Regions from separate parts of the Homo sapiens genome. Here all the other regions are linked to region 7. A link is a loop called in an ENCODE intact Hi-C map of the cell type or tissue named here. Cell type or tissue: endothelial cell of umbilical vein. All regions are shown on one strand. Region 1 holds the start of LOC105369690 (a long non-coding RNA gene). Region 2 has its middle 55 kb from the start of CMAS. Region 3 has its middle 75 kb from the start of CMAS. Region 4 overlaps ST8SIA1 (ST8 alpha-N-acetyl-neuraminide alpha-2,8-sialyltransferase 1). Region 5 overlaps ST8SIA1 (ST8 alpha-N-acetyl-neuraminide alpha-2,8-sialyltransferase 1). Region 6 overlaps KCNJ8-AS1 (KCNJ8 antisense RNA 1). Region 7 holds the start of ST8SIA1 (ST8 alpha-N-acetyl-neuraminide alpha-2,8-sialyltransferase 1).

Region 1 (4,000 bases), 250 kb before region 7:
AAGTAATTTTATTTGTGAAGATTGTTTACCTTTTCTCAATTTAACAATGAATAGCATTTAGCATGTCAAAGATTATTACATTTCCTGAAATTGTTAGGTTGGTGCAAATGTGATTGTGGTTAATGGCAAAAACCACAATTACTTTTGCCCCAACCTAATAAAAAGCCAAATAAGGCACAAGCTCACCACCTCGGCAAACAAATATAGGGGAATGGGATGATATGAGTCTGGCGAGGTGAATAAACAGAGGCCAGATTGTACTGGTTTTTGTGAGTTACATTAAGACATTTTTGCTTTATCCTGAAAATAAGGGTAGAGAGAGACCCTTAAAGGGCTTGAAGCAGAAAAATCTTTTCAAGTGGAGGTGAAATTTGAGCTGGATCTTAAACTAGAAAATTTCATTGGTGTCAAAGGACAATATCAAAAAAAATGGAGTTAACGTTTGTGTTCAGATAATGGAAGAGGTCGTTATCTGTATAGGCCTGAAAGGATCTACAAGGTAATGGTAAGAAATGAGACCAGAAACACAGGACCAAATTGGAGATGACCTTCAAAAGAAAATGCTTGATTCCTGTGTTGACTTTGAAATGCTTAATTTCCTTCGAATCCAATCTATTCCACTACCACTTTACTTGTCTACTTTATGCTTTCTGTTCCCTTTGTAAAAGTCTCAGTGACTCCATGCTGCCCACAGAATAAGGTAAACAATTCCCAGTCCAAGTGTTATAGTTCTCTTTTGTATCCTTCCTGCCACTCCGCCCTGATTATGAAACCAGCAGACAGCCAGGCGTTAGCCCTCCTCTCCTTCCCCCAACCCCTGCCCTTTCTTCTCTTAAAGCCCTCTCTTCCTTCACAGCCTTAAGTATATATCGAAGTGTTCATTGGCTTAATACTTACCTTCAAGTTACAGAAGATCGAAAAGCCTGTTTATTTTGTCGGCATCATATTGCGTCAGTGTGGTGGACGCTGTGTTGGGCCGTAGAGCTCACCCTTGAGCCTGGAGGTCTTATCCCCCTCAGCTGCTGGGAGTGTTGTCAGTAGACAAGCCTCAGCTGTCAGGCCTCTTCAGCGCTGCCTCACCTAAGGTTACTCCCTTTCTGGGAGTAGCCCACATCCAGTGACTGGATGGAGGCAGAGGATAAAAGCCCTGCTTCATTACCCCAAGAATGGACAACAGCTGAGAGGCCAGGCTAGCTTCAGCGCTCTCTGTGAGTCAACCGAGGCTGTATAGGAACCATCTCCTCTCTCTCTCCACAATCCTCCTCCTTCGTTTTCCATCTACAAGTGCGATCCCAGGAGCCTGCCTTCACAAACATCATGGACATTAATCTCCCTCCCCAAGCCTGCTTCTCAACCCAGGACACCAGGAAATATTTTTGAATGAGCAAGTGAAAGAATGTCCAAAATATCCTGTACCTTTTGGGATGGGTACTGGCTAAAGTAATTACTGTTATCTGAATTGCCAAGCTAAGCATGTTAATGATTTTCTAATTATTTAAAGGACCATGTGTGAAGTCTTAATAATCTCTGTTGTACTCTCCTGCATTTGGTCATTGGTTCTTTGCTATATACTGATGCAAATTACTTTTTCCAAGTTTAAAAGCTTTTTTTTTTTTTTTTTTTTTTTTTTTTTAGGAATGTGTCACCTTTGATAACCTGGTGCTTTTATCTGCCTGAACTGGTTGGGAAAGTTCTACTAAATACAGTACTAAAGAAAGTTGGTTTGTCCACATTTCATTGGTGACATTCCCAGTGTAGAACCTTTTCATGCTTTGTTATTGAATAGCTCTCAAAATTTAAAGTTGATGCAATATTATTTGTATGCTGATGAAAATACTTGATGTATTTTTAAAATTTCAGTGGTTGACATTTTGGCCACTGGGTGTCATCACAGATCTAGGTTTTAAAATGTGCAGTTGTCACTTGCTGACTGAAATTAACTAATAGAGTCTGATGAGGCTTAATGGTACATCTTCATCATTTGACCTTCATACATTGAGTATCAATCTCCACTATAGGAAATTGTTTATAAAGTACAATTTGGATACTTTTTAGTCTTTCTTTACAACACATCACATGGATAGAAGGAAAATTTCTTCTAACAATGTCTGGAGTGAGCCTTGAGTGGGGAAGTGTGGTGGGAAGGCTGAGATAGAAAGAGGACACGTAAATGATTAAGCTACTGCCTTACTAGAGGACCAGCGCCAACCGAAAAGAAAGATGTATTCCCAGCCTGGTGCGGTGGCTCAAGCCTGTAATCCCAGCGCTTTGGGAGGCCGAGGCAGGTGGATCACTTAAGGCCAGGGCTGTGAGACCAGCCTGGCCAACATGACGAAACCCCATCTCTACTAAAAATACAAAAACAATTAGCCAGGCATGGTGGCGCACGCCTCTAATCTCAGCTGCTTGGGAGTCTGAGGCACAAGAATCGCTTGAATCCGGAGGCAGAGGTTGCAGTGAGCCGAGATCGTGCCACTGCACTCCAGCCTGGGTAACAGAGCAAGACTGTCTCAAAACACACACACACACACACACACACACACACACACACACGTATTCCCTAAGCTACCCAGATCTATCACCTGGTTACCTCAGGCCATTACCATGACCTCTATCTTAATTTCTTTTAATCCTCACAACCTCTATAAAGCACTTTTATTTCATTTATTTTACAGGTGTGGAAATTGAGGCACAGAAAGGTTAATGATTATACCCAGGGCCAGACACTAGGTGCTAGATCCAAAATTTAAGACAGGGAACATTCCCAAGGGTAGCAGATTATACCTTGGCGAAGGCTTAGGCAGTGTTTCCTCAAAGATGGTCCCTCAACCACTTTCATCAAAATCATATAGTAATTGCTAAAATATATATTCCAGCACCTTCCCAGTGCTACTAAATCAAAATTTCTGGGATAACGTCTGGGAATTGGCATGTTAGTAAAATTCCATCAGATGACTTTTATGCACACTGAATTGTGAGAATCTATTAGAGGAATGAAATTGTGAAGGCCCCCTTTTCTGGAAAGGAAGGAGAGAGAGCAGCCCTCTGAAAGCACAGCAGGATGGAATCCAGGCTCAGGAACCATCCTATAGTCTTTTTAATAGGTACTCCGTGTGCATTGGAGACTTTCTTCCTGATTACCAACAGGCCTCAGGTGGCCTCATCCCGCCCACCTGCCTCCAGACATACACCTGTTCGTTGGAAGAGACTCTAACTCACTCAAGTCACTGTGGGGAGCTTCCAGCACATTCAGATGCCTAGAATAACCCAGACCAATCAAACCAGTGTCTTTTGGTATGAGGCCCAGATAATTGCTATTAAAAATATTTTTCCCCTGTGATTCTCATGTGGAGCCGGAGTTGACTACTACTGTTCTTGAGCAACAATTCCCAAATGGAATTTTAAACAATTACTTCAGAGGTAATTAGCATGCTGATATTTTGCAAAATGTGCTTTGAGAAATGGTCTAAAAGATATGAATGTACAACTGGGAAAAGAATGCCAATGAAGTTAAAAAAGTTGGACTATGACCCCTCTAGGCAACATTAAACTAAGGCTGGTTTTGTGGCTCTGGAGACTGGGCAGCTTTGGACCATAAAGAGGGTGAGGGATCTGTCAAGGAGCCGTCAAGTTCAGCCATAGTCTCTCTGCTCATGCCTGATCCACCTGGCCAGAGGGCCATATTTTGCAAAAGATGAGACCCAGCTGGCTATGTGGGCATGCTGGACACATGCCCACCAGAACAATTGTACATTAGGTGTACCTATTGTGTCTGAGGAAACATTGCTTACCTATTGCAGCCTCTGAGGCTTCATTTTGAGCCCCATTCCTGGGTCCCCCAACACACAGATTCATATCTGCAGACCTCTATCGTCACACTTTTCTTATTTAATTGTCACCCTTCACTTCTGTATGGAGGCTCAGAAGAGATGACCCCATGTGGCTTAATCATCAGTATTTTCAGAGTTTGGTACAGCTCCTGGAGTCCCTTCTAAAGGAC
Region 2 (4,000 bases), 230 kb before region 7:
TATTATCCAGCTGACCATTCTGAGCCTTTTAAATGGGGCATTTAGCCTGTTTACCTTCAAGGTTAGTACTGATATGTGTGAATTTGATCTTGTCATTGTGTTGTTATCTGGTTATTGTGCCAGCTTGTTTGTGTGGTTGCTGTATAGTGTCATTGGTCTGTGTCCTTAAGTGTGTTTTTCTATTGGCTGGTAATGGTCTTTCTTTTCCATATTTAGTGCTCCTTTCAAGATCTCTTCTTAGACACATCTGGTGGCAATGAACTCCCTCAGCATTTGCTTATCTGAAAAGGTTCTTCTTTCTTTTTTACTTAGAAGAAGCTTAGTTTGGCTGGATATAATATGCTTGGTTGAAGATTATTTTTTCCTTAAGAATGTTGAATATAGGCCCCCAATCTCTACTGGCTTGTAGTGTTTCTGCTGAGAGGTCTGCTGTTAGCCTGATGGGGTTCCCTTTGTAGGTGACATGCTCTTTCTCTCTAGCTGCCTTTAACATTTTTTCATTTCAACCTTGGAAAATCTGACTGTGTTTTTTGGGGATGATCTTCTTGTATAGAATCTTGCAAGGCTCTCTGTATTTCCAGAATTTGACTCTCAGCCTCTATAGTGAGGTTGGGGACATTTTCATGGATGATATCCTGAAATATGTTTTCCATGTTGTCTGCTTCCTCCCCATCCCTTTTCAGGATGCCAATCATTTTTATATTTGGCATGTTTACATAATCCCACATTTCTTGGAGGTTTATTAATTCCTTTTTATTTTCTTTTAATTTTTGCCTGACTGTCCTATTTCAGAGAACCAGTCTTCAAGTTCTGAGATTCTGGCCGGGCGCGGTGGCTCACGCCTGTAATCCCAGCACTTTGGGAGGCCGAGGCGGGTGGATCATGAGGTCAGGAGATCGAGACCATCCTGGCTAACAAGGTGAAACCCCGTCTCTACTAAAAATACAAAAAATTAGCCGGGCGCGGTGGCGGGTGCCTGTAGTCCCAGCTACTCGGGAGGCTGAGGCAGGAGAATGGCGTGAACCCGGGAAGTGGAGCTTGCAGTGAGCCGAGATTGCGCCACTGCAGTCCGCAGTCCGGCCTGGGCGACAGAGCGAGACTCCGTCTCAAAAAAAAAAAAAAAAAAAAAAAAGTTCTGAGATTCTTTCCTCAGCTTGGTGTATTCTGCTGTTAACACTTGCAACTGCATTGTGAAATTCTTGTAGTGTGTTTTTCAGCTCTGTCAGATCAGTTAGGTTCTTTTTTATGCTGGCTATTTTGTCTGTCAGCTCCTGTATAGTTTTATTGTGGTTCTTATTTTCCTTGGATTGGGGTTTGCCATCCTCCTGAATTTTAATTTTAATTATCTTTGTTTTTCCTATATTCTGAATTCTATTTTTGTCATTTCAGCCAGATCAGTCTGGTTAAGAATCCTTGTTGGAAAATTAGTGTGGTCATTTGGAGGACATATGGCACTCTGGCCATTGAGTTACTGGAGTTCTTGTATTGCCTTCTTTCTCATCTCTGCATGTGGGTGTTCCTTTAACTGCAGCGTAGATTGAGTATAGTCAATAGACTTCTTTTCTGGATGTTTTCACAGGGCTGAAGCTTTGTGCAGGGTTTTTATTTGTGGCTAACTTCTTGTCTTTGGTTTTACAGGGGAGTATGTTACCTAGACATTTTTGGTGTTGAAGCTTTGGGGTATGATCCAGTAGGTGGCGCTTAGGCATAGTGGTCAGTTGGTAGGCTCTTGCTCAGTTGTGTGGTTCCCCTGTATTTCCTCACAGTTGCAGCCATGTTCCCTCTCAATGCTCTGAAATCAAGGGCCCCTCTTCCACTTGAGCGCTGGCTGTAAATTGCGGCTTGGCACTCCCAGGCTGTCCACCAGAGCTCTGGGGTGAACTCAAGGTTTATGTTTCCTCCCCAACTTAGAGGCAGCAGAGGAAGGAACCTTAGCAGTGGTTGTAGCCGATGGTCTTTTATTTGTATCCTAGGGGCTCCACCCCAGAGAAATGCAGGTCAGCAATCGCTCAGTGCAATCAGCCTAGGATGGGTCTGTGCTGTGGGCCCAAGCCTGGAGTTCCCTTTCCTGCACTCCATCTTTCTTGTAGGTGGAACCCCCAGGGGCAACCAAAGCCTCTCTGCCACTGCTTCTGCCTTTGTTACTCTGAGAGTGGCAGGGGTAATACCACTGCAGAGGCAGTGGCAGAGAGGCTTTTGGTTGCCCCTGGGGGTTCCACCTCTGTGAAGCAGAGCTGCTCTTATTGGGAGTGTTCAGCCAGTGGGGAGGGGCAGGTGCAGTGCTGGCACATGAGCTTGGGGCTCTGCTTGTTTGGCAGCAGGGGGTCAATGGTTCACTGGGAGGAGAGACTGGTTTCCTCTCCATATGACTGTGGCATGCTGTAAGCTCAGATGTAGCCCTCAGGTTCTTTGTTTCTTCTTCAGACTGAGGGCAGCAGGGATAGAACCAGTGACGAAGGGGCTGTAACATGTCTCTACAAGCCTCTCCTCAGGCCACTACCAGTGGATATGTTCAGCCATGGGTGGAGTGGCTGTTCTGCAGTCATGAGCCAGGGGCCCTGCCTGGTGAAGAGTGTGGGGTGGGGATTCCCCTGGAAGAGGGGCTGGGCTCCTCTCTATAGCGTGGCTGTGGTGTGCTGGAAGTGCCAGCATAATGACTAAGCCCCTTGTTCCTTCCCAAGCACGAGGGCTGTTGGAACTGTACCACTGCAGCTGCAGCGAAGGAGGGTTTGTGGGTTGGCTCTGCGATTTCCTCCTGGGAGAAGTGCTGAGCTGGCTCTGATTGAAGTGATCAGGCAGGGTCAGGGTGGTTGTGTTGGGGGTTGGATAGCCCTGCCCAGTGAGAAGTGAGGACTGGGACCTGTATGGGGAACAATCTGACCATTTTTCCATGGGGTTGTTGCTCTGTGCTGGGGATCTGGACCAGTCCCTGATCCTCACAGACTCTCCAGAGCCTGGAGACACCAAGGGCAAGGGCTGCAAGACAGCCACCATGGCAACCTGCCCCTACCATGGGGAGCTCTGCCCAGGGAGTTACAGAGCTGCTATTGGCTCTATAGCCTCAGCAGAGGGTAGTTGGAGACCCAAGCCAAGAGGACCTGCCCAGTGAGGAGCTACACGATTGGGGACCACATAACAGTCTGGCCACTTTTCCACAGGGCTGCTGCAGTATGCTGGGGGTCCACTCCAGTCCCCAGTGGCTTTGAATTTTCCAGTATCTAAAGATATCAACAGTGAAGGCTGCAAAACAGCAAAAAGGTGGCCTGCCCCTCCCTCTGGGAGCTCCATCCCAGGGAGGTCGGACCTGTTACCAACCTGAACACACCTGCAAGAAGTGGTTGGAGACCCCAATCAGGAGATCCCACCCAGTAAGGAGGTATAGGATCAGGGACCCATGTAAAAAAGCAGCCTGGCTGCTTTTCCTCAAGATAGTTGTGCTTTTCTGGGGATCCACTACAGCCCCTGGTCACCATGGACTCTAATGCCTGAAGGCAGCTAAGGCTGCTAAAGAGCAAAGATGGTGGCCTGCCCCTCCCTCTGGGAGCTACATCTCAGGGAGGGGTTGGAACTGCTGTCAGCCAGAAAACACCAGTGGGGGTGACAGGAGGTCCTGGTCAGGAGATTCTACCCAGTGAAGAGAAATGGGATTTGGGATCCACATGAAAAGCAGTCGGCTGCTGCTTTGCAGAGCTGCTATGCTGGACTGGGGGTCCGCTCCAGCCTCCAGTCACTTCAGACTCCTAGAGTCCAAAGGCAACAATTGCTAAGGCTGTAAAACAACAAAGATGTGGCCCACCCCGCCCTCTGGGAGCTTCATCTCAGGGAGGTGTAACGGTTATTATTGGTGACTGGCTGGGTTCCCAAGCCGGTGGGTCTTATCCAGTGAGGTGCCTGTAGTCCATCGCTGCTCACTCCCCTGGATTCAGCCCCTTTCCTACGGGTAGGTACGAGGATCTAACCTCTCACTTTGAAAGAGCTGCAGCTACTTTTTGACAGGAAG
Region 3 (4,000 bases), 210 kb before region 7:
ATACTTTTCTTTGGTTAATTACAGAATTATCCTACCACCTCTTGGCCTTAACATATACCTGGACTGCCCTTTCTCTGTGGTCCAAATGGCTCCTTCCCCTGTGTGCCCCTGAATAGAGGTTGCTCACTCTCACCCAACCTATGTCTTAGGGTCTGAAGAGTGAGTCAACAATCTCACTGCTTCCTAGAAACTTCCAGAACTCCCTCCTCCTATAGAAACCAGGCTTCTTTGAGAGTCATGGGAATCTGCCACTCTTTCCTTCAATATTTCAGCCATAAGTTGACCTCCTGGTCTCTCCCCTACATTCACAGAAGATTCTGACTTTAGAACATTTTCTGTGTCATCTCAAGTCTCACCATCAGCTGGAGTGACTTTAATAAATAGTTTCTACAATCCCTACTCTGACCACTTTTGTCCCTTTCTATCTTCACTTTCTTTCCCTTGTTCATCCTCTCAACAGTTTTCTTTCCAAAACCTTCAACTTCCTTGCCCCTTATTGCTTATTTCAGTCACCTAAAAATGTGCCCAGTATTGAATCAAAACACTTTACCATCTTTTCTTCTCTCCATTGCTACAGAGTGCTGCTGGAGAAATTTACACAACTCTATTCACACCAAGGCCACCTACCAAACCTACTTATCCTACATTAACACATTCTATTCTTTACATCAGCTATTTCAAACCTTCCACACTTTCTGCAAACCTTCTGCCCCACACTTATATCTCATTATAATGAGCATCTTAGTCTTGAATTTCTAGAAAGTACTTTGAGGATAAGATAATCGTACAGAAAATATAAATTCTCTAGGATGAATTGGCCTAGGAAATATAGAGTAATAATGTAAGACTGGAGATAGAGCTACAAGGAAAAAAAATGCTAATATATTAATTTCATCAAAATACTAACCTATCAAAATATTACTAGAACACAATTTACAGTTATTGTTTAACTTGAAAAAATAAAGCATATTTATATACTATCTAAAAGGTAAATTACAAGATTAGATAAATGTAGCTGTCTTTTTTTTTTTTTTAAGACAGAGCCTTGCTCTGTCACCCAGGCTGGAGTGCAGTGGTGCAATCTCAGCTCACTGCAACCTCCGCCTCCTGGGTTCAAGTGATTCTCCTGCCTCAGACTCCCAAGCAGCTGGGATTACAGGCACATGCCACCACGCCCAGCTAATTTTTGTTTTTTTTTTAGTAGAGACGGGATTTTGCCATGTTGGCCATGCTGGTCTCAAACTCCTGACCTCAGGTGTTTCATTAGCCTCGGCCTCCCAAAGCGCTGGGATTACAGGAGTGAGCCACCGTGCCCAACCTGCTGTCTCTTTATTATACTGTCTTGTCATATAACTCATGTCTATGACTACATTTGAAGATGAATACAGAATATCATGATGCCTCAGTTGTAAAACAATCTCTTTAGAAAAATACCTACTTGCAGTATTTTCACGTTGATATAAAACTACTTAAAAGTCTTCTGTGTCTAGTAGAATAATGAGTAGATTTCTATAGCATATTTCAGCCATTACTTAATTTGAATCTCTAAATAATCCTACAGAATAGATTTATTGGTCTTATTTTATATTAGAAATGTAGAACTCAGAATGGTTACTCTGCTCATCCAAAGTCATACAGGGAATAAATTATAGTCAGAACTTGATGCCAAGTCTTCTACGTCCATAGCCTTTTCTTTCTACTACATTATGTTTTCATTTGCAAGAGAATAAGCCTCCCCTCAAAAAGCCATTGAAGGCCAGGTGCAGTGGCTCATGCCTATAATCCCAGCACTTTGAGAGGCTGAGGCAGGTGGATTGCTTGAGCTCAGGAGTTCAAGACCAGCCTGAGCCATATGGAGAAACCCCATCTGTATAAAAAATACAAAAATTATCTGGACATGTTGCTGTGCACCTGTAGTCCCAGCTACTCAGGAGGTTGAGGTGGGAGGATTGCTTGGGGCCAGGAGATCAAGGGTGTGGTGAGCTGTGGTCGCACCACTGCACTCCAGCCCGGGTGACAGAGGGAAACCCTGTCTCAAAACCAAAAGAAAAATAAAGGAAAGTCATTGAAGAACATCCCTGAAACACAGTCACATACATATAATACATCCATACATGCATACACTCAGAAAGACAAACAGCCCTATCTTATTGAAATGGGAGAGTTCCCCAGTTCCCCTCACAGGACATGTGCCAGGGTGTGGCTCATCTGCTTGGTCACCCCAAAGCTCAAACCGCTAGGGGGAGCATGCAGATGGGCAGGTGCAGAGGCCACCTGTGCACTTTTGGGCTCTGGCCCCACAGCAGCATCTAGGGGTGGGTGTCCGTGACTCCCAAAGCCCAAGTGGGCGTGTGTTACAAAGGTCTTTCAAATTTGCCACCTGCAGATGGCTTGTGTGTTAATCAGCTCAATCGACCCTCTTCCTTATTGCAAGGGCAGAGGGCCAGTGTGAGAGCCTTCTGGACTCTAAGCTCTTGCCCAGTATCCTGGAAGGATCAGATCACACGTGGGCTCAAAGGATGAGTTCAAGGTTTTATCGAGTGGTAGAGGTGGCTCTCATTGAGATGGATGGAGAGCTAGAAGTGGGGGTGGAGTGGGAAGATGGTATTCCCCTGGAGTTGGGCTGCCCAGCGGCCGAATTCTTCTCTGACCACTCCCCGCCAAACTCCCCTCAGCTTCCAGACATCCCCCATCTTCCTTCTTTCTCTGCTGTGTGTCATTCCACCATCTCTGGTCTGCTGGTCTCGACATTCAGCCACTTGTGTGTGTGCCTGCTAAAATCTCAGGAATATATGGGCGCAGGATGGGGGCATGGTGGACCAGAGTCGTCTTGGAAAATGCAATACTCAGGTGTGAAAACAGGAGTGCTCATTCTCACTTAGGTCCGCAGGCACATGCCCGAGGGTGAAGCCCTCGCCAGGGATCCCACCCTTCTCTACCCAGCACTTCCCTAACGCCCCCCCCATATCATTATAAGTAAAGAAAAGTGAAGCTACTGCTTCCATTCATACAGATTTCTTTTAAAAGCTCTAGTGATTCAGTGACTATTCCTGGTGGTGACAGGGTTTGCACAGGCTGGAACATCCTGATGTAGAATACTTACAAGTAAAATCTCTTCACACCTAAGAAGGTGTAAAAGAATCATGTGGAATATTTTTCCAACCACACTCTGCCCCTCCTAGATATTCTGCTATGAGTCCTGATTAACGTGGTGACAACAAAGACAGATGTTCCCTGAAAGCCAGTGAGCTTCACTGAGTTCTGGTCTGGGCTGGCATTTTTGTAGCTGCAGTCACAGAAAAATAATCTCTAGAACAGAAGCAGTGCTAGGTCTGCTCTACCCTGCCCTAGTCAGACCATATCTATGGTGTGCGTTTCCTTCTAAGCACTGCACTATAATAGAGATGTGGCCAAATCAGAGCTCATGCAGCCAGGAGAGAGAGGTGGTGAACCACAGTGTGTAATGACAGTAGACAAAAACAGTATTTCTTTTCTTGAGGAAAAGCAGACCCAATCTTTTTTTTTTAAATATATGTATTTCAGCACTGCTTACTCCAAAAATGGAATTGAGGTGGAGTGAGGCATGCAAACTATCTTCAAATATTTAGAAGCCTTTCATGTGGAGGAGGAATTAATAACGAGGAGGACTGGTTTTTTGTTTTGTTTTGTTTTGTTTTAGGACAAATTATGACACTGTGGTAAGGGCAAAGATTTTCGAGCTGCTACTTGAATTTATATCTTGACTGTTTTCCTTATTAGTTACACATCTGTGGACAAGTTATTTGGCCTCCAAAGGTTTGCATTTTCCTCCTCTGTAAAATAAGGATAAGGACATCTACTTCATAGTGTTCTAATAAGGAAGACATGAGATAATGTTAGCATGACACTTAGATAAGTGTCTGTAGCACATGGTTAGCAAACAGTAAATTGTTAAGATTTTTTTTTTTTGAGTTGGAGTCTCACTCTGTCACCCAGGCTGGAGTGCAGTGGCATGATCTCG
Region 4 (4,000 bases), 140 kb before region 7:
ATGAGGGGAGCAGAGTGCATGCCCAATGGGCAAACATCCACATAACATACAGCCATGTTCACTTTTGGGCTGAGTTTTAGCATTAAAATGAGGTGGAATTTGGCTCTTTACATCAGAAGTTGAAGTATAGGATGCAAAGAGTTTGTGTGTAGCCTTTATAAGCTGCTGAAACTGGCCTAAGGTCTTCAGTAGTTTATCAGAAGAGAATGTTGATAAGGCTGATCCCCTGTCCAATCAGAGTTGCAGTGGTCTGGGTTGTAAATCAGAGTTAGGACAACTTGCCTGAAAGCTCTTATTGTTAAGGAGGTTGGTGAGAGTGTGGTTTTTCTTGTAGGAATTTAGAAACGTGTCATGCCAGCCAGACCCTGAATCCTCCACCCATAGGTTAACTTTGTTTCCTTAATCTTTAGGCCTGTCCTGATTGATAAAAAGGCATCTAACTTGGTCTAACTTGGTCTCTCAGATCACACTCCCTAAAACCAATTTTTTCCTCTTTAGGGGGCAGTATCTCTCCTGTTGATAATGTATGTTCTATATGGTATGGTAAAGAGTAATACTAATACAAGCTAGTTCCATGAGAATTAGTTCCTTGCTACATTTCTTTAGCCATAAAGTGTGTGTCCCTTGGTCAAAAGGATATTATATGTTGTACATGATGTCAATACGGTAAATGAGTCACTCTGTAAGTTCATAGATAGCCATGCTGGCAGAAGCATTGAGGACAGGAAAGGCAAATCTGGAATACATGTCTAGTTCAGTTAGAATAAATTGTTATGTGCTCCAGGATAGAACACATTGATAACCACTCCAGAAATTAACCTCACTACTGCAGTCATAACCTTTATAAGAGGCCCAGACTAAACAATGTGTTGAGTGGGTAACAGCTGGTCTCTTTTCTCAATTACTCCACTACTTTCTCAATGGACTTCTATACAAAGTGGTTTTGGTAACAGGCATGGAGGTTATGCATGGAATTAATATCAAAGACTAATGATAATCTGGCTTCCACCACTGCCAAGTGCCCAACCAACAATAGCAAAGGCTAATGTTAAACCCTTGGTAGAAAAGCATTCTCTTTGTAGAGATCAGTAATCTGCCTGGTAGGAAATGGATTATAGTGGTCCCACCCAATGAACACTTGTACCTTATTCCTACTGTCTCCCTTGCCTCCATATGCAAAGGTTGGAATCTCAATTGGCATCTATCTTGAGACTCACAAATTCTTGATTGCCTTTTAACCTAACATTTGATTGCACTGTTTACCATGAAAAAGTTCCCAAGTATTGAGGCTGACTTTTTAATTCTGGCCCAGAATTCATGACTATTGAGAAGGAAAGAAATAACTTTTACTCTATGTATATAAATGAAACAAAGAACTTGTTTTCATATACTTCTAAAAGCTCATAAAATGGAATAATATAAATTATAAATGAAGTCAATCCTCCTACATCTATAATTGTTCATATCATCAGGAATCTAACCGTATATCCAAAATAATAAGTTTTCAAGTAAAAATATAGTCTATGATTTATAATTATCCTCCTTTTAGGTTTAGGGGGAATTCTTCAGTAATTAATGCCTTTGAAGTCTTAATATCTGTTTTTGAATGCTCAAATTGAAACAAAGTAGAAGAGCAGGACTCTGTCAAATCTAGATTTGGGGACTTAATGATAGTTGGTGAAAACAAGTTAAGTCTGTTTTCCTTATATCGTCTGAGAATAGGTTAGGGTAACCCACATTTATACTAGAGTATTGCATTTGTTTCCAAGTGATTCAGCTAAACACCATGTAGATTTTCCATTAGGTAATAGAATGTCCTTTCTTAAAATAGCTGTAGCCCAAAAAGCTATGTCGTGTGAGAATGAAGTCAGAGAATTAATAAGGAGATCTGTACAGAGTACCTTGATCAATTTCTGAGGAGAAATGTATAACAAAGGATGAATCAAGGTCACTTTTCCTGATGTCACTCCCTCTGAGGAAGAGTTTGGCAGAACTGGGCCAACAGCGCCCAAGGGGAATGGGAGTTTGAAGCAATTGTCTAAATAATTCAGACTAAAAGGCACACTTGGGTTTTGAAAGTCACCCATATGTGCAGAAGGGGAATCTAAATGTATTGCATCTTGTTAGGAATGTATTAAAGTATCTCTTGGACACACATACTGATATTGACGAAAAGGAGAAGTTTTATCACTGGAAAAACTAGGCTTATCTACATTAATCATATTAAATAAATGCTCAGTTTTCTTTCTAGTTTGCCCTATAGATAGTCCTTTCATCCACATAAGAAGTACCAATAGTGTTCTTATATTCTAGCAATTATAATTCAGGATTTCTAAAATGATTTCCTCACTAAGTCTCATGACTTTTCATCTGTAAGAAAAAAATATCAGTGTAGCTGATATGGATACAAAACAAAGCAGGAATAGAAGATGAAAGAGCGTCACCCATTTAATTCTGGAAAATGAAAAGACTTCACAAGCTATAAAAAATCATTTTATTCACAGGGTACATTTACAAATTTTCTCCAAGTAAAGGAGGTAGAGAAATTGAGACTTACCGAACCTTCTCACTGCCAGCCATAATTACAATGAATACACCAAAGAAAAAGACATGTTTTTACAGCAAACCTCCTCCTATGACATTGCATTTAGATTCGGTGGAAAGAAGCAAGTCAGCAGAACCAACAGAGATAGATACTAATTTTTCTAATCACACCGTAGAAAGTACCAATTAAAGTTTTCTTTTTTACCTGCAACATTTTAGATGAAACTCTACAAAAAGAATTGAGCACACTGATTTTCTCCACACTTTTTGCCAATGTAGGTTGGCTTTAATAGAAAGAAGCAATTCCATATACTCTTCAAAGGTGATTTCAATTTTATAGTTTAATCTAAAATTTTTCCCAGAATTATTATATCCATGAACTAGTAGTCAGATTATATTATATGAGAAAAAATAATGTTTTAATTTTTCTATTTTCTTAACTCCAGCCTCAAACTTTGCTCTTGAGAAATAGTTTGCACACATGTGGAATAATATTAAAATGTGCCATAATAGAATTAAAGAGACCAAAAAGACACCTTTTTCCCCAGTGCTTTTTAGACTGACTATGCTGCACGGTAACTGGAATTTTAGTAATATTTCAGACTTGTTAAAGATTAAGCAGGCTTTTTGATGGAGCTATATTTGTTCTCTTCTCTCTAGTGTCTCTATGATGTACCCTAGTGGCCATCAGACATCCTAAATTGTGAGTCCTGTATATTAATTATAAGGGGAGTGTCTATAGTAACCTATCAACACCCAACGGTGCTCAAGACTGAATGATAAACAGTGACAGATTGATTCCTTGCTTCCGGTGTTTACTGGAGAAACAAACATTAATCCTCTTGCAGTTATCACCTATGGAGCTTCCTACTAGAAGGTTCTATGACTTCAATGAAGGATATTTACATACTATTATCAGACTTCTCCAAGGCCTATAAACTATTGTGCATTTCTATAAAATAGTCACATTTGCTACATTTATAGGACTTCTTGATAATAACGATACAACTTGGAACAGACATGATTACATCTCTAAAGTGACAGAGGTATATGAAGGAAACACATAAGGAAGTAGGGGTCAAGCCAGAAAAAGTTAAGGCACCCTCTGCCACTCCCCACTCCCACTGAATCAACCATCTCCCTCTTCTCCACAGGTAAAGGGCTTATGTGTGTTTGTGTTGTGTACACTAGAATACAGGGTAGAAAATGCATCTAAGTCAGCTTAAGTAATCATGGATACAAAAGCCTGTTACTGAAGTAATTGTGGAAGCAGGATTAGAACCTCCTGTTCTAACTCTAGCTATGCATAGCCCACTTTCCAAGGGTGAGGGTCAAAGTGACACTTGCTGCTATCACTGCCTCATCATGACAGATGTAAATAATAATCTTATTTGGGGAATATGTACCAAAGTACAGACAAAAAAGGGCTATGAAAACAGGAGTGTGGGGCTGGGCT
Region 5 (4,000 bases), 64 kb before region 7:
AATACATGCTTTAGGGAATTTTAGCCAAAGATTGGGAAAGACTCTTTTCTCTGTGCCAGATTTAAATGAAATACAGGGTTGTTTTTTTTTTATAAGGCAGTTAGTGAAAAATTCAGGATTCTAACTGACAAAGAGAAGTCCAAAAGTTTCTAAAAGTCTCCCTTGCTTCTTTTCAAAATAACATTAAGTAATATTTGTATATTACCTGCAGTGATTTCTCAGCCCTCTGTTGGGTGGACTTCCCATCCTAAATGGCTTGTTTTCTAACCAAAATGGGATCAGGTGATCCCATATGAATACTATTGTAATGTGTATGTTTATTTAACAAGATATTATGGATACCTTCCCTTCATGATTGTAATATCAACATGGTATTTAACTGTAGAGGTGATTCATAATTTAACCAATCCCTTAATGTTGAATATTTTAGGTTATTCCCATTTTTTCACTATGATAAACAATACTGTTATAAACATCTTTGAATTGTGGCAGAGCTAAGAAGGTAGCTGAGAAACGGGAGTATCAGCCCACTGTATTCTCTTCTTTTATATGGACAATAAAGTTTGCTTAATTGTATGTAAAACACCTCACATAAAAGGAGTCTTGAAGAGACAGAACCCTCTTTTAACAAGTTCACCATCACTAACCCATTCCATATAGAGGTCCTCCTGCTGTTACTTATCTGATACATATAGCCTGGAGCAGTTGTACAGTTAATTCTTTAAGATAAATCCTTAAATATGGAATTGTTAGGTTTAAACAATTTGGACCACATTACAGAAATTAGCAACTGAGTAAGTCTCCATCCGTTTCCAAGGAAAACAAAATGGGAATCTCCTTATACACTATTATAGGTATTTCAGACATATCAGGAGAGAGACTTCATTAGGTTGTAATCATTTTGTAGCATATTACCTAATTTGAAAGGAAATGCAAGGCAGTTTAAAGGGTTAAATTTGTAGATGTTAGCTTCAACAGGCCTCAGTTTGAATCTTGACTTGGAATCACAGCATGGAACCAGTGTCTAACTGGGAAATCCCAGGCAGGACACTTTTGGCTCAGCCTCAATTTCTACATGTCAAATGGAGACAATAATATCAGCATCATATGTTGGGATTATCAGATAATGCATGCAAAACATTTAGCAAAGAGTCTAGCACATAGTTAGTCTTCAACAAACTATAGTTGTAGAGTGTAGCCACAAAATTGAATCAAATTGAGAAAATATAACCAACCTACTCTTTGGTAGGTTTTCTCTAATACATTTGAGTTTCATTAATGTTTCCTACGCACTTTCCTTAAAGTGTCACATTTTGCGGAATTGAGTTTATTTATTTAAATTAACTTACTAATTATTTCCAATTTAAAATTAAAATACTGAATTAAAACAAAAATATGTTCAATATAATTTTTCCTCTAAATCTATTTCAAATAAACTTTTACGTGAACCTAGAGTGTGGAATGATAGACAATGGAGACTCAGAAAGGTAAAGGGGTGAAAGGGGGCTGGATAATGAGAAATTATTTAATGAGGACGCTGTATGTGATTCTGGTGATGGATACACTAAAAGCCCTGACTTCACTGCTACGCAGTATATCCATGGAACAAAATTATACTTGTACCCCATAAATTTACACAAATTTTAAAGATAGGAACAAAAAGAAAATTGAAATTTTAAAAGAAGAAACTTTTGTAGGAGTCGTAAACAGTTGACATTAATTGCTTTATTTGTACAGGTGGTCACAGATTCATAATTAGTAAATGGAAATACACTAAAAAGTTCATTGTGCCTTTTTTCCTATGTATTTGGCCATACTTGCACCTACCATGTCACTTGCAATCGTGGTAGCCTTTTACATGAGGTAGGTAGTTTACGTCTGCAGTTCCCACAGGCACATAGATTTCCTTTTTCTTTCCAATAGGAGCCTCAAGAAAATGAAGCTTTGGTTGTTTCATCAGCAGTGGCTTTGATGAACCTTTTGGCTCACATATCCATTAACTGACTCAGTAAGAAAACATCTGCATTAAGGATGTTTTCAAGGCTGGAATGACTTTCTTATAAGTGTACTAAACAGAATGCCAAGCCCACAGGAAGCACTGGCAACAGAAAGTTCAGAGTTGGCCAATTTAATCCTCAATGCTTCTCAAGCACAACTTAATTGAGGAAAACTTCACAGACAGATGGAACGATAGCATATATAAACTCTATATGAATATACATAACATATCTAAATCACTCCTCAGTCATCTTCTAAGTGCCCAGGTCATGGAGAATAAAATGGTTATTTACACAATTACAGCATCAGAGGATTCTGCCACTTCCAATGTACTTTGTGATGGGTACTGAACCTTTCTTAGCCTCAGCTTCCTCATCTATAAAATGGGGTGAAGGGAAACGTAAGAAATTACCTCTACAGTTATTGAAAGAATTAAATAAAATGATAATTATAAAAAGTGCCAGGTCTGGAACTTAGAAATCATTCAGTCAATATGACCTATTAATAGCTGTAAAATACGAGAGCGCCAATCATCACATTGCTCTGGTGGCTTCCCTGCTCCAAGTAGTCATTCTGATGTTCTGTGTCCTACATCAGCCTTTCCTGTCTCCTTGTTCTCTGCATCCCTCCACTGTTCTTAGATCTCTCAACCATCTGCAAAAGTGAAAGGAAATTTCTACATATCAAGATCCCCATGGTATGACATAACCTAAAACATGAAATTTAAATTTCCTTCAGGTACCCTCTTTTTAAAGACATGACATAATCTATGACATTTTATTACCATTATTTTTATTCATATGATAACACTTTGCCTTTTTCCCCAAAGGTTTCCTGGCCCTTACTTAATCTATCTTACATCTTATAAATCCTTACCACTGAATGCTTATTTTCCTAAGCCCAAATCTTTATCTTCTAAATCCTTTCTTGCCCCTATTTGTTCATGATGCAATAAAAGGTCACCAATGAAATTACAAAATGCCTTAAGTGAACGTTTTAAGTGAATGACTATAATTTACTTTATAATTTTTGACCTGCTATGGTCTTACTTTCAAATATTGCAGAGAGCACTTTGCTACTTGTTTTACAGGGCCATTTCCTTGAAATGTAATTACAAGCTGAAAAAGCAGTCCTAGGGGATTACTTAATGTATGTCCTTTACTAATTCCAAGGACAGTCAAAAAGTTTTCAACTCGAAGGATGATTGTTCAAACTGCCCACACCAACCAAGGTTTAGTGTTCATAATCTGGATGAAACCATTTTCTTATTTAGAGTTCAAGGGGTTAAAAAATTATTACTGTCTCTGGCAAGAGGTTGTTTGGGAACTATATTGACTGGCTTGTTTCCTAAACATATTGGCTCCACGGCGCTACAAAGACTGAAAAGTATTTTCCTCCAGCAGCTGGGCCAAGATAAATTGAAAACTAACAGGGAGACAGTATGTCAATTTCAAAGATACTGGTATTATAATAGCTGTGGTTTTAAAATACAAATCCCAGTCATTCGCTTTGTGGGAAAATTGGTACAAGAATATTTGATGGCTAAAAGACTGAAGAGCACCAAGGCTCCAACACAAGAACCGACAGTCTGGAGATGCCAGCTCCTGGCAGGGAAGAGACCTCGGAACCAGTTCAGCTTTTTGCTCTGTCACTGCACTCTGCCATTTAGTTCTGGTTGGGGAGAAGGCAGAGACTGACTGAGCTGACATCTCTGACTGTGATTTTTACATCTTCAAAAACAGCAGCAATTTCTCCATTATGGTGTCCTTTAAGATTGATTTCATTGCAACATCTGAGACTTGTATTATCTAATGACACAAGAGTAACATGGTAACAAAAGCGCTCGGGGTCACCCTGTTTGACTATCTTCACAGTTAGCCTTAAAGGCTTCAGTCTGGGACAGTTATTCTGAGGTTTCTTACCGATAATGACAGGAGGCAGACAAATGCCTAGATAGACACGGGCAGGTCCTGGCGAAACCCCACCTCCAAGTTGCAGACAG
Region 6 (4,000 bases), 640 kb before region 7:
ATTTAGAAGTCTGGTGATGTTTTTGTGACCAGAAATTTGTTGTAGGAACTGAATCTTATTTATATCAAGTAGCTGGTGGTAAAATTGGTTTTGTTATATGTCGTTTTGTTTAAACTTTTGTTTAACAAGCAATAGGTTCAAAGAACCTATTTAAGATATAAAGTGAGGAATTAATGTGTGTGTGTGTGTATATATATATATTTTGTAAAATCACTGCCTTTTTAAAGGGTAATTTGGGAACATTTTTATCATTCCTCGGAACGAAGGATAAACATTCCTTTCCTTAAAAATAACATTGGAACATCATTTTCCAGAAATATAAGAATTCTCTCACAGTGGTTGCTATTTTACTTTTCAATGACTTGCCAAAACTAGAAAGCAGAACATATAAAATTTCATCTGGAAATGATTTCTGGGACTTATGTGGTTTTTGTGCTGCTATTCTTTTTTGTGTGTTTTTATGTTAGGAAAAGTCATAGAAGAAGCCAAATTTGGTGTAGGAGCTGAATTAGTTACTGTGATTTACTAGAGATGGACAGGGACTGTGGCAGTCTTTGGCAGGCCTCGAGGAGCAAACTGACAAAGCTGTCATTTTCACATTTAGAATTTTCCATGTGTTCACTGCCAGCCTAGAAACCCCAGGAGCGTGGTGTCCCCTACATTTTCCAATATGTGAAGATGTTCTACCCAGATCTCTCATATGATTGATTCTACAGCCCATATAGAGTCTTGCCCTGTTATTCTAGAGTCACCATTCAGAGTCATCCAATATTCTGAAGAGCTCTTTTCCTTTCATAAAGGCCTTTTCATATCGCTGAAAACAGTTAATCATCAATCTGCATTGAATATCCAGTATATAAAAGAGACTGAAATAATAAACGCCAACTTTTATTGAGTGCTTAACATGTCACAGGCATGATGCTAGTTAAGCTCTTTTCATGGATTATCTCACCTAATTTTCAAAAAGGTTTATTAGTATTTCAAAGGGGCAAAACTGAAGATCTGAAGCCTAGTACTTTTGCAATACTGTAAAGTTGCTAGTGGTAGAATGCTTTCTGATTTTGAAATCCACACTGTTAACCAAGAGACCACTTCATTAGCTAATGAGGGTTCTCTGGAGTTGCTAAAGGAAATGTCATTCATACTTTCTTGAGAGGAATGGATCATATTGCACAGGAAAGGGATGTAAGAACATATATGTATTGTTCTTACATCATATATGTGTGTGTACTAAAGCCCTGTTAGAATGATGAGCAAGGAAGGAATGAGTTTAACCTTTAAATTAGACTGACCTTGCTTCAAAACTTGGTTTCTCCACTCACTCCCAGTGCAGACTTAGATGAGTTATTCATTGCTCTGAGCCAAGTTTTCTCCACGCTTAAATAGGAATAATAATTCTCCAAAGTTTTTTTGAGAATTTGGAAATACTAATATGTGCATAAAATGATTGAAACAGTGTCTGACATATAGAAAGCAAACCCTAAAAAGTAATATATAGATAACCTTTGAGGCATTTTCAAGTCAGTGAATTTTTACGTTTGGCAAGGACCTGGGTAGTTGAAGAGGATAATATGATAGGCAATACAAGTGAAAATAAAAGAAAGCATAAAGACTTGAAAGCAGAAACAAACAAATGGTGTGTGTGTGTGTGCAACGTAAGAAAGTTTGATTTCCTATATAGAGAGTTTAGTATGCTGTGTAATGTGAGATCACATTGCTTAGTGTGTGATAGAAGCTTGGGTGTAATAGAAGCTTAGATATGATGGGAGCTGCTGTGGAATCCCCCTGCAGAGTCAAAGTCTGTCATGTTGAAACTCCACACTGTCAAAAGCAATGGTATCTTGAAGTTTGTCTGATTTAATTATGTTGACAACTTCCTAGGAAAGACACCTTCAGAGCCTGATAGAGGCAAGCAGGTGATGAGATGTCCGTTTTGTATGCTGTGCCCACCACATAGCATGATTGTAAATACTTAGTTCTCTTGAAATAACAACTGTGAAGGAGGAGTGCCATGGGGAGGTGAAACGGATGCAATGATCATTTAACTTTTTCTATGGTTCTTGGGCCTGAAAAGTAGGAACACCTCTATGTTCCTGGAAATTGAGAAAAAAAAAATGTGAATCAGAAGAGATCATATATTCCGTATTGCGACTACTCTGAGTCATATCAGTAACACAAACATTTGATAATCATTTCTTAATTAAACTTCTGAACATTTTTTGACATTTTATAAAACAATGCTTTTCCCAAACTAATTCTATTTTGAGCTATCAGAATGTATATCCTGTTTTCTTGCATTTTCACCACCAGATGGCAGTGATAACCTATTCATTCATTTCTTTCTCTTTTTTTTTTTTTTTTAATCGTTCTCTTGTTTAATGTTATTCTAGAAATGAACCAGTAGCTCTAAATTAAAAGTGATGGCCAAAAATTCCCACTTTATTTTCTACGACAAGTCAGCATGCTAGAGTCACAGTTCCCTTGTGCAAAGAAGTGAACAAAACGTGCATGGAGGGAAGCACAGGAAATATCGTGATTTTGTGTGAGAGCTGGAATGCCACTAAGTAATAAATGACTCTGGTAAATTGTAAAAGACTACCTTGGGTTGTGTATATTAAAAGTATATAAATTTCCGTGTGTGTTTGTGTCAGAGAGAGAGAGGTCTTTGGGTTTGGGGTAGAGGTTGTATAAATGTGACTTCAAAATGTCGCCTGTCATAGGCTACCCTTGTCACATTCTAGGGTTAACCCTGTTAAGGGTGAAAAAGTGAAGTTATCAAAAAATGAAGTGGGCCCTTACACAGCACAGATGTACATGACCTCGGTCTTTACTCCACTTAATCACCACTTCCTTACTCAGTTTGTCTTAATATTGCTTATTTCATTTTTCAGATATTTTCTGCAAGAATAGTTTTCTTGTTTAACTATCCTGGATTTACAAATACATGTTTCAGCTTGGAAAACAAAATTTTTTGTTTAACTTTTTGTATTTCGTAGCAATAGCAATGAAAATCTTCTAAAGATTGGGGGAAAAACCTATAATTTTTTTGGACACACTTCTTTAAACTTTGCTTGATGAGGCTGTTTTTAAATGAAACATTCACATGCAAAATTCAAGAGACCGGGAAAAATAGTCTGAAATTGATAAAGTTGTTTGTCCATTGTATTTTTAGTCAGGATTATCTGGACCATTTTTTAACATCTTGGAGTCGTCAGTTGATCTGGTTTTAGTTTCAGCTGAAAAGGACAATTTTCTGTTCTCCTTCAGTTAACCAAGACGTGGTCACAGACCAGGCAACACAGGTTTTGTCAGTGAGATACCATGGAAAGGAAAAGAGGCCTTATAATTATAATCAATAGGTCTGGGTTTGATGGTGTACTTTCAAAGACCACACATATGGCTGTGGGCATGTTTTTATCATGATCTATAAAATGGGGATAATAACGCCTATATGGGGTTCATTGAGATAAAGTCTATGATCTTTTGGCATGCACGCAATAGTCAATAGAGAGTTTTCTTTCTCTCTCAGTTTACCCCCTGGATAAAAGTAGGTTGATTCTGGCTTAAGTTACAAAGAGGAAAAGCTGTGTCTTCCACATTTGTTTCTTCCAGAAGTTTACTCCATAACCATCCACTTCCATGCCTTTCTTTGGTCTGGAATTTTCCTGATGATAAGCTAATGGGGAAAATAATTTTTTATTCTTATGCTTTTTGCAGCCTTTTAAAACACATAATATGCATCTAGAAGTTAAGCTTCTTTACTTAATTGAATAAGAAACAACATTACAAATGAATGCAACATAGTGAAGATTAAATAAGGTAATTAACAGGTCGGTGCTTTGAAACGTTTATTCTGTTATAGGATTGGAAGGATGTAAGAGCATGCTTTAATATAGAAGGTTTCTAAAAGCCTATGTCTTAAAGGGGCCTCTAAGATCCATCTCCACTAAAGAGCTTCCAACTCTGATATATATTTCTGATATATATTTCTGAGCAGATA
Region 7 (4,000 bases):
TCCAGCACCCACAGGTCAAAAGTAATGACCTTGGGGAAGTTACTCATCCTTCTAAAGAATCAATTTGTGGTCAACAAGATGAGATAATAATACTAGACAGCTGTTCGAGATTTCAACACAAAAATTGCACAGTATCGTCTCTTAGTAGACGTCAGTCAGTACTATGCACTTGCTGTGGGCACACTGCGCAAAGCTGCGGGATCCGTCCATGTTTCCACTGCCCATCACTCCGACGTTGGGGACTTATGTTACCGACTGTGCACTCCACCTCGGGGAGATGCCTTTTACCTGCTTCTTGTTCCCTACAGCTTCAAATGTCTGCAGAGCCCAAGAGGTAAATTCTTATTAAGTGCAAGAGACTAAGTTATCCTGGGTTCTCCTTCCCTCTGTTTTGTTTATCCGTAAATTGTTAAATAAAACTCCGCTTTGGGAAGAAATGCGTCGAGTCTTTACATGCGCAAAGCAGGTGTCTGCACATCTCTGGGGATCAGGGGTGGGGAAGGAACCCTGACTAAAGTCTCCAGGTTGGGAATGGCACAAATGGAGGGAAAGGACATGGAAGAGCGGATGAAAGGGATGCCTCTGCGAGACGGTGCAAGGCGGTCCTCGCCGGTGACCCTGTCCTCTGCACTCGGGGAGGAAAGGACGCTAGAGGGGAGGAGCCGCGAGGGCAGGAGTACCTGAACGCTCTGGCCGCGGTCTGGTTCCTCCTCCACGCCGTGCCCTGTTGCAGCACCCCCTGCACGATCTCTTTCTCGTTGGGCAGCCGGTAGACGGGGAAGATGTAGAGCCAACAGAGGACCACGACACAGAGGGCACTGGCTCCCATGGGCAGCCGGGTCCGCGGGAACTTCCACGCCAGTACAGCCATGGCCCCTCTGGACGTTTGTCGCCGGGCCCGCCCGCAGGGGCTCATCGCAGCCCCGGCGTCCCAGGGGCGGGGGCCGGGGCCTCAGCACAAAGCTAGGCGAAGTGGCAGCGGAGGGTCCCCCACCGCCAGCCCCCCATGCACACACACCTTTGGTTCTCTTACTTGCAAACGCACGCACGCTTCTTCGGCCCCGTCGGCCCCAAAGGTCAGCGCAAGGATTTTTTCAAATGCAACTTTTCCAAGGATTTCTTTCTAGGGGAAGTGGCTGGGGGTGAAGTCACGATCTATGGCCATGGTCGCTTCCCCTGCAGAAGGCGGGCGCTGGGGTCTCCGAGTGCGCAGAGAGCGGCGGCGGCGAGTCGCTCCCGCCGGTTCTGCAGCATCACGGTCGCCCTCGGCGAGGGTCCGGGAGAAGGCTCGGCTCCCTCCTAAACATGTGGCCCGTGGCGTCCCCTTGTCCCCTCCGAGCGATGCTCCTGCGCCCTTCGCCGCCTCCCGCGCTGCTGCGCCGCCAGGCAACCCCCCCCCCCCCACCCCGCCCCGAGACGCGCTCTCTGCGCCGCACCAAGTCCTTGGAAATTTCCACGGCGGCCCGGGACCGCTATCCTGCCCCGGGCTCCTCCGCCTCGCCCGCCGGGACCCTCGCTCCCCACCCCTCCCGGAGAAGAAAAGAACTCGCTCTCATCAGTTAATTCAGCGGCGCGCCGCAGCCTTCCGCTGCGCCCCGGACTTCGCAGACAAACGCCCGGGGATTGGTGGAAATCAAGGTCTCCCCCTCCCTCCCCCACCCGCAAAATTGCCTCCTTCGACCCGATCCGAGCCGCGACACTCGCCCAGAGCGCGCACCCCTCACTCGTGCCCTTGTTCTTTGGAGATAACGGCAGACAATAAAAACCAACAGCCCCCCGCCAATAGAAATATATCAGTCCCTGAGTGTGGCGGAGACTGGCTAATATCCTGATCCTTCGACAAGCGGCCGGTGTGCCCAGGCTGTCACCCTGCTGCCGTCACCCTAGTCTTTCTCTAGCTGGTTGGATATTAACCCGCAGCCAGGCGCGAGGAGGCTGGCGGAGATTTATTCCTTCCTGGGCCCCCACCCCCATTAGCCGGTCCCGGAGCCGCGGCCCGTGTGTGTGCGCGCGCGCCCGCACACACACACACACACACACACACACACACACACACACACACGTTCACGGGCGCAAGCGAGCGCGCGCACGAGGAGGTGCGTGCACTCCGGGGTCCTCCGCCTCGCCTCCTCCCTGAAAGGAAGTGCTGCATCCAGATGTGCAGGCAGCTGGTGCCCAAACACTAGACCTCAAGATGTCACATTGCCTTGGAGGCGCGCGGCCTTTTAGATTAAAGGACCGTTGGTTCTTAGACGTCCTTCTTGCCCTTCTTGCTTGTGATAAGCGATAAGCTTATCGCAACCCCGACCTTGGAAAAGCACCACCCGCCTTGACCCACCGAGCCGAGAGAGTCGCTGTTAGCCATTTCTGCTCGCCCCGGCGGCCGACGCATAGCTCGGGTACCTCCTAGCGGTCGCCTATTCTATTTGCTTAAGCATCTCGTCAAGCATAAAGTGTGCAAGGACAAAGAAGAAACCTGGTCAGCTTAGTCATCACGAAAACAAAATCTAAGGCTATAACTCCATTTGTTCAGCCGACCAGGCTGCGGTGTCTGGTACCTTTGTCTAGCATCCGTCTCCACTGAGAGGTGGAACTTGAGAAGTTGATGCAAAGTTATTTACCAAAAGCGAAGTAGCATCCCAGATGACCACTTTAGTGTCATTTTCTCAACAATACTGTGCTCTTAGTTGAGTGACCTACTGCCCTCCACCGGCAGGCATGCCCCAGAAATCTCTGTCCTACTTAGGTAAATCAGTAGAGACAGGGGAAACCTTGAAATCCCAGTCACATCTTACCACAGTGGAGGCTGATACAGATTCTTTAAAATGAAGATCATCTTAAGTCCTGCAAAGTAACCAGCCAACTCTCTTCTATCCTGGAAAAGGGGAAGGGAAGGGGGAGCTTTTCCTACTTGCCTGGGCTTTGGATAAATCATCTGCCATCTTTGATCTTATAATTTAAGTAAAACACAAACCATTCCCATTTTTCTTCCTCAAGTTCAAGGACTATTTGTAGAGTAAATAACAAAGAAATAAACTGACAAACAAAACTAGGGCATATTACAGTTATGAAGGGGCTATGTAAATGTTTCCCTATATAATATCATAAGAATGCATTAAAGTCATGCTTTACATCAAAAGATCTGTGTGACACAATGTGCTGTTTTTCTTTCTTCTGCAAACTAAGAATTCTCTTACCTTGGTGGGCTTCTGCCCACCCAACAATCCAAACTTATTCCCTGCTTTTTCTTAACATGAGCACCAAATCTAATCAGGTCATCGCTCTCACCCTTCCAAGTCACACTACATTGGTCCGTTCTCACATTACTATAAAGAATACCACTGAGACTGGGTAATTTGTAAAGGAAAGAGGTTTAATTGACTCACAGTTCCACATGGCTGAGGAGGCCTCAGGAAACTTACAATCCTGGTGGAAGGCAAAGTGGCATGTCTTACTTGGTGGCAGGCAAGAGGGAGAATGTGTGTGTAGGATGAACTGTCAAACACTTATAAAACCATCAGATCTCGTGAGAACTCGCTATCATGAGAACAGCCTGGGGGAAACAGCCCCCACGATCCAATCACCTCTCACCAGGTCCCACCCTGGACACAGGGGGGTTACGGAGATTACAATTCAAGATAAGATTTGGGTGGGGACACAGAGCCAAACTATATCACACACAGGTCTCAGTTCTGTCACAGTGTTGTGATCCGCTCATGTGATGTGTGTTTGTTTTTGTTTTCTTTTTCTCCCCATGTATAAATCCAGTGCATTATTCAAGACCAAGCCAAGTTATCTAGAAAGTTCTCATTCAATAATGTGTTCCCAGGACACCTAAAACACAGACTTTATGAGAACTCAATAAATATTTGTGGTATCTGCTTCTACTCTCTTTGACCTCCTGTTCTGATGTCATAGTATTTGCTGGCTCTGACTGATGATTAAACACTTAGTTGTGTTGTGTTGTCTTGTATTGCTAGTATTTTTCATATATAACTAT

What was found. Peaks named below come from ENCODE experiments on the same cell type or tissue, not always from the same donor. Only the 100,000 strongest peaks of a DNase experiment are listed, where the experiment ranks them.
Region 1: a loop joins it to region 7, with 16 times the contacts of the local background. A loop is called at or near these places in 57 of 110 quality-filtered maps.
Region 2: it touches region 7 in a loop (15-fold over the local background); 70 of 110 quality-filtered maps call a loop at or near these places.
Region 3: a loop joins it to region 7, with 3 times the contacts of the local background. A loop is called at or near these places in 6 of 110 quality-filtered maps.
Region 4: a loop joins it to region 7, with 2.3 times the contacts of the local background. A loop is called at or near these places in 4 of 110 quality-filtered maps.
Region 5: it touches region 7 in a loop (3-fold over the local background); 16 of 110 quality-filtered maps call a loop at or near these places.
Region 6: a loop joins it to region 7, with 15 times the contacts of the local background. A loop is called at or near these places in 15 of 110 quality-filtered maps.

The regions. Positions count from the first base shown.
Region 1 is chr12:22,081,489-22,085,488 of GRCh38, forward strand. LOC105369690 (a long non-coding RNA gene) reads right to left here and starts at 1,039. Exons shown (of 5, transcript XR_931423.4): 1 at 898-1,039. In endothelial cell of umbilical vein, no CTCF peak of the experiment used is centred here; a DNase peak (open chromatin) is centred at 1,893; H3K27me3 peaks cover 153 bases.
Region 2 is chr12:22,099,441-22,103,440 of GRCh38, forward strand. No RefSeq gene overlaps it. Among named protein-coding and RNA genes, the nearest start is that of CMAS, 55 kb to the left of the region's middle. RefSeq lists an enhancer at 2,401-2,540. In endothelial cell of umbilical vein, a CTCF peak has its summit at 1,676 (motif pointing right); DNase peaks (open chromatin) are centred at 1,701 and 2,671; H3K27me3 peaks cover 43 bases.
Region 3 is chr12:22,119,185-22,123,184 of GRCh38, forward strand. It overlaps the pseudogene SULT6B2P. Among named protein-coding and RNA genes, the nearest start is that of CMAS, 75 kb to the left of the region's middle. RefSeq lists a silencer at 2,194-2,253. In endothelial cell of umbilical vein, a CTCF peak has its summit at 2,236; no DNase peak of the experiment used is centred here.
Region 4 is chr12:22,190,911-22,194,910 of GRCh38, forward strand. ST8SIA1 (ST8 alpha-N-acetyl-neuraminide alpha-2,8-sialyltransferase 1) reads right to left here. Exons shown (of 5, transcript NM_003034.4): 5 at 2,481-4,000. Among named protein-coding and RNA genes, the nearest start is that of ST8SIA1, 140 kb to the right of the region's middle. In endothelial cell of umbilical vein, no CTCF peak of the experiment used is centred here; no DNase peak of the experiment used is centred here.
Region 5 is chr12:22,269,169-22,273,168 of GRCh38, forward strand. All of the region lies in intron 2 of ST8SIA1 (ST8 alpha-N-acetyl-neuraminide alpha-2,8-sialyltransferase 1), which reads right to left. Among named protein-coding and RNA genes, the nearest start is that of ST8SIA1, 64 kb to the right of the region's middle. RefSeq lists enhancers at 724-893, 2,631-2,800. In endothelial cell of umbilical vein, no CTCF peak of the experiment used is centred here; a DNase peak (open chromatin) is centred at 2,053.
Region 6 is chr12:21,695,709-21,699,708 of GRCh38, forward strand. The region is part of intron 1 of KCNJ8-AS1 (KCNJ8 antisense RNA 1); the gene reads left to right. Among named protein-coding and RNA genes, the nearest start is that of KCNJ8-AS1, 35 kb to the left of the region's middle. In endothelial cell of umbilical vein, a CTCF peak has its summit at 2,301 (motif pointing right); a DNase peak (open chromatin) is centred at 2,333; H3K27me3 peaks cover 235 bases.
Region 7 is chr12:22,333,317-22,337,316 of GRCh38, forward strand. It overlaps ST8SIA1 (ST8 alpha-N-acetyl-neuraminide alpha-2,8-sialyltransferase 1), which reads right to left and starts at 1,391. Exons shown (of 5, transcript NM_003034.4): 1 at 681-1,391. The coding sequence starts at 916. LOC105369151 (a long non-coding RNA gene) reads right to left here and starts at 674. Exons shown (of 2, transcript XR_931426.3): 1 at 1-674. In endothelial cell of umbilical vein, a CTCF peak has its summit at 2,422 (motif pointing left); a DNase peak (open chromatin) is centred at 2,395; H3K4me3 peaks cover 1,282 bases; H3K27me3 peaks cover 1,289 bases.